Linked DNA regions of Homo sapiens: region 1 is linked to region 2. Evidence: read pairs that join two places in POLR2A ChIA-PET (ENCODE). Cell type or tissue: Caco-2. All regions are shown on one strand. Links, peaks and the distances in the headings refer to the core of each region. The heading gives the core; the rest is flanking DNA.

Region 1 (4,697 bases), core at 712-3,211, 260 kb before region 2:
GAGGCAGGAGAATCACCTGAACTCGGGAAGCAGAGGTTGCAGTGAGCTGAGATCATGCCACCGCATACCAGCCGGGGTGACAGAGTGAGACTGTGTCTCAAAAAACAATAAAACAAAACAAAACAAAAACAAAGGACAATCCAGGCCAGGTGCGGTGGCTCATGCCTGTAATTCCAGCACTTTGGGAGGCCCAGGTGCGTGGATCGCCTGAGGTCAAGAGTTAGAGACCAGCCTGGCCAAGATGGTGAAACCCTGTCTCTACTAAAAATATAAAAATTAGCCAGGTGTGGTGGCGCGTGCCTGTCATCCCAGCTACTCAGGAGGCTGAGGCAGGAGAATTGCTTGAACCCAGGAGGAGGAGATTGCAGTGAGCCGAGATTGTGCCATGCACTCGAGCCTGGGTGACAGAGGGAGACTCAAAAAAAAAGGACAATCCAAAGAAGATTGGGAATATTAAAATAAAGGTGTAGTGGAGGTGAAACTTTTTTTTTCTTTTGAGACGGAGTCTGGCTCTGTAGCACAGGCTGGAGTGCAGTGGTGCAATCTTGGCTCACTGCAACCTCCACCTCCTGGGTTCAAGCAATTATCCTGCCTCAGCCTCCCTAGTAGCTGGGATTACAGGCACGTGGTCATAATCCACCATGCCTGGGTAATTTTTGTATTTTTAGTAGAGACAGGGTTTCACCATGTTGGTCAGGCTGGTGTTGAACTCCTGACCTCAGGTGATCCACCTGCCTCAACTTCCCAAAGTGGTGGGATTACAGGCGTGAGCCACCACATCCAGCCTAAAACAGGTTTTTCCTTAATGGTGGTGGTGGTGAAGTGGGAGAATTGTCACTCCACTGGATGGAGTTTGTTTGCATGTGTTTAAATGATAATTATTTTCCTTTTTTTTTTTTGTGATATGGACTCTTGCTCTGTCACTCAAGCTGGAGTGAAATGGTGTGATGTCAGCTCACTGCAACCTCTGCCTCCCAGGTTCAAGCAAGTCTCGTGCCTCAGCCTCCTGAGTAGCTGTTATTACAGGTGCCTGCCACCACACCCGGCTAATTTTTGTATTTTTAGTACAGTCGAGGTTTCACCATGTTGGCCAGGCTGGTCTTGAACTCCTGACCTCAACTGATCCATCCGCCTTGGCCTCCCGAAATGCTGGGATTACAGGTGTGAGCTACTGTGCCCAGCCTATTTTCCGTTGTTATAATTTGTCTGTAACTTATAAAATCGTAAAATAGGCTGGGTACAGTGGCTCACGCCTGTAATCTTAGCACTTTGGGAGGCCGAGGCGGGCGGATCACCTGAGGTCAGGAGTTCAAGACCAGCCTGGCCAACATGACAAAAAACCCCATCTCTACTAAAAATGCAAAAATTAGCCGGGTGTTGTAGCTGGCACCTGTAATCCCAGCTACTCGGGAGGCTGAGACAGGGAGAATTGCTTGAACCTGGGAGGCAGAAGTTGCAATGAGCTGAGATGGTGCCACTGCACTCCAGCCTGGGCAACAGAGTGAGACTTCATCTCAAAAAAAAAAAAAAAAAAAAAAAAAAAAAAAAGCAGAGGGTCTGGATTTCTAGATAATATGAAGGGAGGACATTGCAAAACCCAGCAGCAGCGGAAAGAAATATCCTGGAGGAAGTTGAACTTTACCCTGCTTGGGAATCTATCCAGGTCTGAAGCCCCTCTACCGAGGTCCCCAGAATGTTCCCCGCTTTCCCCACTGAGTCTGCTGGGGAGTAAAGTCCAAGATGACAGCTCAGTTGTTCCCACGTGGCAGTGTCCTCTGAGGGATCCAAATAAACCTGGAGTTTTATTATCCTGACTGTGCCGATAAGGAGACTGGCCGACCTAGGCAGAGAAAGTGGAGGCCACTGTCCGGTATCTCTTGGCAGGTCACACTCATTCCTTTTCTGTTCACATCAGCTGGGCTTGTAACAGCTCCCAGTGATAGCGTATCCAGGCTGGTCACCCGACGGTGGAGTCTTGTCCATTTGGAAGGCCCAGACCAATGACTGAAGTAAACTACTCACCCCACAATTTACTGCTCCTAGAACAAATTGCTTGTCTTGGTGATAATTCTCTTGTGTATGGCTGAAACTATCAGCTCTGGGATAATGTGCATAACTTTGCATGGATTGATAAAGCTCCATTTATTTATTTGGCTAAACAGAGTTATTACACTATTACTTCTTCTATGAGTTTCTGACATAAAGTCAGACAAACTCAAATGCAAGCTTATTTATTTATTTATTTATTTATTTATTTATTTATTTATTTATTTATTTTTGAGACTGAGTCTTGCTCTGTTGCCCAGGCTGGAGTACAGTGGCGCAATCTCGGCTCACTGCAAGCTCCACCTCCCAAGTTCAAGTGATTCTCCTGCCTCAGCCTCCCGCATAGCTGGGATTACAGATGGGCACCACCACGCTCGGCTAATTTTTGTATTTTTTAGTAGAGACAGGGCTTCGCCATGTTGGCCAGGCTGGTCTCGAACTCCTGACCTCAAGCGATTTGCCCAATTTGGTCTCCCAAAGTGCTGGGATTATGGGCATGAGCCACCATGCCCGGCCTCAAATGCAAGCTTTTCTATCATCATACTAATCCTGCTGAATGAATTTGGAGCTCAATTCCTATGGGGGGGCAAGAGCCTAGAGGTCAAAGCTGTCCTCTTGAATCCTGGTGTCGTTGATGCGTGCATAAGGCTTTGCTTGTTCATACTCTCTCAGGCAGAAGTGTAATTTGAGGAAAATGTAGTGTGCATGTGTGTGTGTGCACATGCACATGTGTGCATACATGTCCTATAAGAATGAGAATGGGTGCCCACTTTTCTTGGCTCCTCTCCCTTGTGCCTCTGGGCCTTTCTGCCTGAATGCACTTGCCTGGAAATCCTTGTCGATCTCTCTCATTCAATGACCAGAGCACCAACTATGGAGTTTGGAAACCTGGCTCCAGCCCTGATTCTGGCATTGACATGCTGCATAACATTGGTGAAAGCAACTGGCCTCTTTGAACATCCCTTCCTGGTGTGTGGCAGGAAACATTTGGTTTCCTTGAACTGAACCCGCCTGACAATGGGAAGATTTGCCTGAACCACCTCCCCTGCTGGGTAGCTATAGGGATTAAATGATGTAACAGAAGGTAAAGCAGGATTATTTTTTAAACTTTTATCTATTTTTAATGCCCTCCTATGTATCTTCAAGGCCAGAGCCTTCTGAGACACTCCAGCCCACGGTGACTGCTCTCCTCTTATCTGTCACTTCTTTAGCCTTATACTGCTTTGCTTATTATGATCTATTTATGTGTTGCGCTTTATCCACTTGTCTTGTCCATAAGCTCTTTTTCTGCCCTTTTGAATCTTTTCAGTGGCTAGTGTGCTGCCTTCATCATAACTGATTTCAGTATGTCTTTCCAGATTGACTACTTAATTGAATTTGGAATATGGGGAAGGAGACTTAGTGTAAAGGGACCACCCAATACAAGGTCTGAGATTATTTTATGCCATATTTCATGGTGGAATAAGGAATGAATAACACAATCTGAATGAATAATGCAGTGTATCATGAGTTGGGAAGGGAGAAAAAAAAGAGTATTTGTACATGTCATTTTTTCTTTCTTTCTTTTTTTGTTTTTTTGAGATGGAGTCTTGCTCTGTTACCCAGGCTGCAGTGTAGTGGCGTGATCTCGGCTCACTGCAACCTCTCCCTCCTGGGGTCAAGCGATTCTTCTGCCTCAGCCACGCAAGTAGCTGGGATTATAGGAGCACGCCACCGCACCTGGCTAAATTTTTGTATTTTTAGTAGAGATGGGGTTTCACCGTGGTGGCCAGGCTGGTTTCAAACTCCTGACCTCAAATGATCCGCCTGCCTCAGCCTCCCAAAGTGCTGGGAATACAGGCATGAGCCACTGCGCCCGGTATATACATGTCATTTTCAATCATTTTGACCTGAATCACCTGGTTTTATCTGGTCAATGAAAGCAGAGGACAATGGTCAAACTTACTATTTGGGTCTTTTGAGACAAAGTAACCAGCTGATCGACTGTCTTTTCTGCTCAGCAGAACTTGCTGGCCCTGGAAGCCATGAGGAGTAACTGAACTGAGGCGAATAGGCTCATAGCTGGGGAGGAAACAGCAACATAGCAACATTTTTACTTTTGCCTTATTGGTGTAACCTTGTTCACAAGGAAGACATGGAAGGGAAAGGACTTGGAGAGTGAGAGAGGAAACAGAAAAGAAAGATTGTGAGGAAGGGCCAGGAGGAAGCAAATAGAGCTTCCAGTTCATGCTTGGGGAGTACTCAAAGTGTCCATGGGAGAGCTACGGGTGGTTGCTTCATATGCAGGGAGAGGCCTGGCCAGACCCACCTTCCTCCCAGCTCTGACCCCAGAGTGAGGTCAGTGTCCAGTTTCCACGTGAACGATTTGCAGACCCCACCCTTTCCCCAGCAGGTAGCAAAGGCCACCTCACTTGTGTCTATGCACAAGCCTGGGCTCAGAGATTCTCTCAAGCCCTAGTGTCAGTGCTCTCCAGATCAAGAGGACCAACAGAGTATATATCTATAGAGAAGTTTATTTTAAGGCATTGGCTCACGTGATGATGGAGGCTGGCAAGTCCAAAATCTGCAGGGTAGGCCTGCAGCCTGGAAACCCAGTGAAGAATTGCAGTTTGAGTCCAAAGGCAGTCTGCTGGCAGAATTCCTTCTTGCCC
Region 2 (4,697 bases), core at 698-3,197:
ACTCTTTATCCAATTTGCCAGTCTGTGTCTTTTAATTGGAGCATTTAGTCCATTTACATTTAAAGTTAATATTGTTATGTGTGAATTTGATCCTGTCATGATGATGTTAGCTGGTTATTTTGCTCGTTAGTTGATGCAGTTTCTTCCTAGTCTCCATGGTCTTTACATTTTGGCATGATTTTGCAGCAGCTGGTACCGGTTGTTCCTTTCCATGTTTAGTGCTTCCTTCAGGAGCTCTTGTAAGGCAGGCCTGGTGGTGACAAAATCTCTCAGCATTTGCTTGTCTGTAAAGTATTTTATTTCTCCTTCACTTATGAAGCTTAGTTTGGCTGGATATGAAATTCTGGGTTGAAAATTCTTTTCTTTAAGAGTGTTGAATATTGGCCCCCACTCTCTTCTGGCTTGTAGGGTTTCTGCCGAGAGATCCGCTGTTAGTCTGATGGGCTTCCCTTTGAGGGTAACCTGACCTTTCTCTCTGGCTGCCCTTAACATTTTTTCCTTCATTTCAACTTTGGTGAATCTGACAATTATGTGTCTTGGAGTTGCTCTTCTCAAGGAGTATCTTTGTGGTGTTCTCTGTATTTCCTGAATCTGAACATTGGCCTGCCTTGCTAGATTGGGGAAGTTCTCCTGGATAATATCCTGCAGAGTGTTTTCCAACTTGGTTCCATTCTCCCCGTCACTTTCAGGTACACCCATCAGATGTAGATTTGGTCTTTTCACATAGTCCCATATTTCTTGGAGGCTTTGCTCATTTCTTTTTATTCTTTTTTCTCTAGACTTCCCTTCTCACTTCATTTCATTCATTTCATCTTCCATCACTGATACCCTTTCTTCCAGTTGATCGCATCGGCTCCTGAGGCTTCTGCATTCTTCACGTAGTTCTCGAGCCTTGGTTTTCAGCTCCATCAGCTCCTTTAAGCACTTCTCTGTATTGGTTATTCTAGTTATACATTCTTGTAAATTTTTTTCAAAGTTTTCAACTTCTTTGCCTTTGGTTTGAATGTCCTCCCATAGCTCAGAGTAATTTGATCGTCTGAAGCCTTCTTCTCTCAGCTCATCAAAGTCATTCTCCGTCCAGCTTTGTTCCGTTGCTGGTGAGGAACTGCGTTCCTTTGGAGGAGGAGAGGCGCTCTGCTTTTTAGAGTTTCCAGTTTTTCTGTTCTGTTTTTTCCCCATCTTTGTGGTTTTTATCTACTTTTGGTCTTTGATGATGGTGATGTACAGATGGGTTTTTGGTGTGGATGTCCTTTCTGTTTGTTAGTTTTCCTTCTAACAGAGAGGACCCTCAGCTGCAGGTCTGTTGGAGTACCCTGCCGTGTGAGGTGTCAGTGTGCCCCTGCTGGGGGGTGCCTCCCAGTTAGGCTGCTCAGGGGTCAGGGACCCACTTGAGGAGGCAGTCTGCCCGTTCTCAGATCTCCAGCTGCGTACTGGGAGAACCACTGCTCTCTTCAAAGCTCAGATGGAAATGCAGAAATCACCCGTCTTCTTCGTTGCTCACGCTGGGAGCTGTAGACCAGAGCTGTTCCTATTCGGCCATCTTGGCTCCTCGATTTCCAATTTTATTCTACTGTAGTCTGAGACAGTACTTGATATAATTTCAGTTTTCTTGAATTTACTGAGACTTGTTTTGTGTCCTATCATATGGTCTATCTTGGAGAATGTTCCATGTGCCAATGAATAGAATGTATATTCTGCAGTTGTTTGGTAGAGTGTTCTGTAAATGTCTCTTAAGTCCATTTGTTGTAGGGTATAGTTTATGTCCATTGTTTGTTGACTTTCTCTCTTGATGACCTGTCTAGTGCTGTCAGTGGAGTACTGAAGTTCCCCACTTTTATTGTGTTGCCATCTATTTCATTTCTTAGGTGTAGTAGTCATTGTTTTATAAATTTGGAAGCTCCAATGTTAGGTGCGTATATATTTAGGACTGTGATATTTTCCTGTTGGACTAGTCCTTTTATCATTATATAGTGTCCCTCTTTGTGTTTTGTTTTGTTTTGTTTTTTGAGACAGAGTCTCACTCTGTCACCAGGCTGGAGTGCAGTTGTGAGGTCTCGGCTCACTGTAACCTCTGCCTCCCCAGTTCAAGCGATTCTCCTGCCTCAGCCTCCCAAGTAGCTGGGACTATGGGCGCACACCACCATGCCCAGCTGATTTTTGTATTTTTAGGAGAGACAGGATTTTACCACATTGGCCAGGGTTGTCTCGATCTCGACCTTGTGATCTGCCTGCCTCCGCCTCCCAAAGTGCTGGGATTACAGGCATGAGCCACTGCACCCGGCCCCTCTTTGTCTTTTTAAACTTCTTTTGCTCTAAAGTTTGTTTTGTTTTATGTAAGAATAGCTACTCCTGCTTGCTTTTGGTGTCCATTTGCATGGAATATCTTTTTCCTTCCCTTACCTTAAGTTCATGTGAGTCTTTATGTGTTATGTTAGTCTCCTGAAGACAGCAGAAACTTGGTTGGTGAATTCTTATCCATTCTGCCATTCTGTATCTTTTAAGTGGAGCATTTAGGCCATTAACAGTCAACGTTAGTGTAGAGATGTGAAGTACTATTCTATTAATTGTGCTATTTGTTGCCTGAATACCTGTGTGTTTTTTTTCATTGTGTTATTGTATTTTAGGTCCTGTGAGATTTATGCTTTAAGGAGGTTTTATTTTGGTGCATTTTGAGGATTTGTTTCAAGGTTTAGAGCTCCTTTTTGCACTTCTTGTAGTGCCGGCTTTGTAGTGGCAAATTCTCAGCATGTGTCTGGAAAAGACTGAATCTTCCTTCATTTATGAAGCTTAGTTTTGCTGGATTAAAAATTCTTGGCTGATAATTGTTTTGTTTAAGGAGGCTAAAAATAGGACCCCCCCAATCCCTTCTAGCTTGTGGGGTTTCTGCTGAGAAATCTGCTGTTAATCTGATAGGTTTTCCTTTGTGGGTTACCTGATGCTTTTGCCTCACAGCTTTTAAGATTCTTTCCTTTGTCTTGACTTTAGATAACCTGATGACTATGTGCCTAGGTGATGATCTTTTTGTGATGAATTTCCCAGGTGTTCTTTGAGATTCTTGTATTTGGATGTCTAGATTTCTAGCAAGACTGGGGAAGTTTTCCTCGATTATTCCCTCAAATATGTTTTCCAAACTTTTAGATTTCTCTTCTTCCTCAGGAACACCAATTATTCTTAGGTTTGGACATATAACATAGTCCGAAACTTCTTGGCAGCTTGTTCATTTTTTAAATTATTTTTTGTCTTCGATGAATTGGGTTAATTTGAAAGCCTTGTCTTTGAGCTCTGAAGTTCTTTCTTCTGCTTGTTCAATTCTATTGCTGAGACTTTCCAGTGCATTTTGCATTTCTCTAAGTGTGTCCTTGGTTTCCAGAAGTCATTATTGTTTTTTATTTATGCTATGTATTTCACTAAAGACTTTTCCTTTCATATCCTGTGTCATGTTTTTGATTTCTTTAAGTTGGACTTCACCTTTCCCTGGTGTCTCCCTGATTAGCTTAATAATCGACCTTCTGAATTCTTTTTCAGGCAATTCAGAGATTTCATCTTGGTTTGGATCCACTACTGGTGAGCTGGTGTGATCTTTTGGGGGTGTTAAAGAAACTTGTTTCATCATATTACAATAATTGTTTTTCTGTTTCCTTCTCATTTGGGTAGACTATGTCAGAGGGAAGATCTAGGACTCAAGGGCTGCTGTTCAGATTCTTTTGTCCCACAGGGTGCTTACTTGATGTGGTGTTCTCCCCCTTCCCCTAGGAATAGGGCTTCCTGAGAGCCGAACTGCAGTGATTGTTTTTGCTCTTCTGGGTCTAGCCACCCAGTGAAGCTACCAGGCTCTGGGCTGGTACCGGGGAATGTCTGCAAAGAGTCCGGGGAAGTGATCTGTCTTCAGGTCTTTCAGCCGTGGATAACAGCACTTGCTCCAGTTGGAGGTAGCAGGGGAGTGAAGTGGGCTCTGTGAGGGTCCTTGGTTGTATTTTTGTTTAGTGTGCTGGTTTGTGTTGGTTGGCCTCTAGCCAGGAGGTGGTGCTTTCAAGAGCATATCAGCTGCAGTATTATAGGGAGGATGCAAACTTGCCCTGGGGACACCCGGTTTTCAGGTTTCTCAAGCAGTGGGCAGGGCCAGAGAGCTCCCAAGAGATTATGACATCTGTCTTCGGGTACCAGGGCAAGTAGAGAAAGACCCCAGGTGGGGGCAGGGTTGGACATGTCTGAACTCAGATTCTCCTTGGGCAGGGCTTGCTGCAGCTGCTGTAAGGGATGGGAGTGTGGTTCCCAGGCCAATGGAGTTATGTTCCCAGGGGGATTATGGCTGCCTATGCTGAGTCATACAGGTTGTCAGGGAAGTGGTGGGAAGCCGGCAGTCACAGGCTTCACCCCGCTTCCACATAGCCCACAGTCCTAAAGGCTGGTCTCACTCCCACCATGCCTTGCCAACAGCACCGAGTCTATTTTCAGACAGCCGAAGACCAGGGCTGAGAACTTGCCCCAGACCACGAGCCTTCCCATCGAGAAAGCAAGCAGACTCACAGTTTTTTGGTGTCTCAGGGAGCCTGCAGCAGTGATCCAGTTCCTTCACAAAGGGGTCTGTGGATTGTCTCAGCTTTCTTGGTATGTTCCTGCCAGTTCTTGGAGCAAAAGTTCATGATGTTAGTTTCCACATACTGCTCCATCCGTCTGAGTGGGAGCTGTAATCTAGT

What was found. ChIA-PET counts read pairs that join two places held together with the same protein. Peaks named below come from ENCODE experiments on the same cell type or tissue, not always from the same donor. Only the 100,000 strongest peaks of a DNase experiment are listed, where the experiment ranks them.
Region 1: POLR2A ChIA-PET joins it to region 2 with 6 read pairs; 2 of 35 experiments call an interaction of 5 or more read pairs at or near these places.

What each region holds. Positions count from the first base shown.
Region 1 is chr18:49,512,952-49,517,648 of GRCh38, forward strand. The region is part of intron 2 of LINC02837 (long intergenic non-protein coding RNA 2837); the gene reads left to right. Among named protein-coding and RNA genes, the nearest start is that of LINC02837, 16 kb to the left of the region's middle. RefSeq lists an enhancer at 2,723-3,337. In Caco-2, for the core only: no CTCF peak of the experiment used is centred there; a DNase peak (open chromatin) is centred at 1,810.
Region 2 is chr18:49,775,013-49,779,709 of GRCh38, forward strand. No RefSeq gene overlaps it. Among named protein-coding and RNA genes, the nearest start is that of ACAA2, 36 kb to the right of the region's middle. In Caco-2, for the core only: no CTCF peak of the experiment used is centred there; no DNase peak of the experiment used is centred there.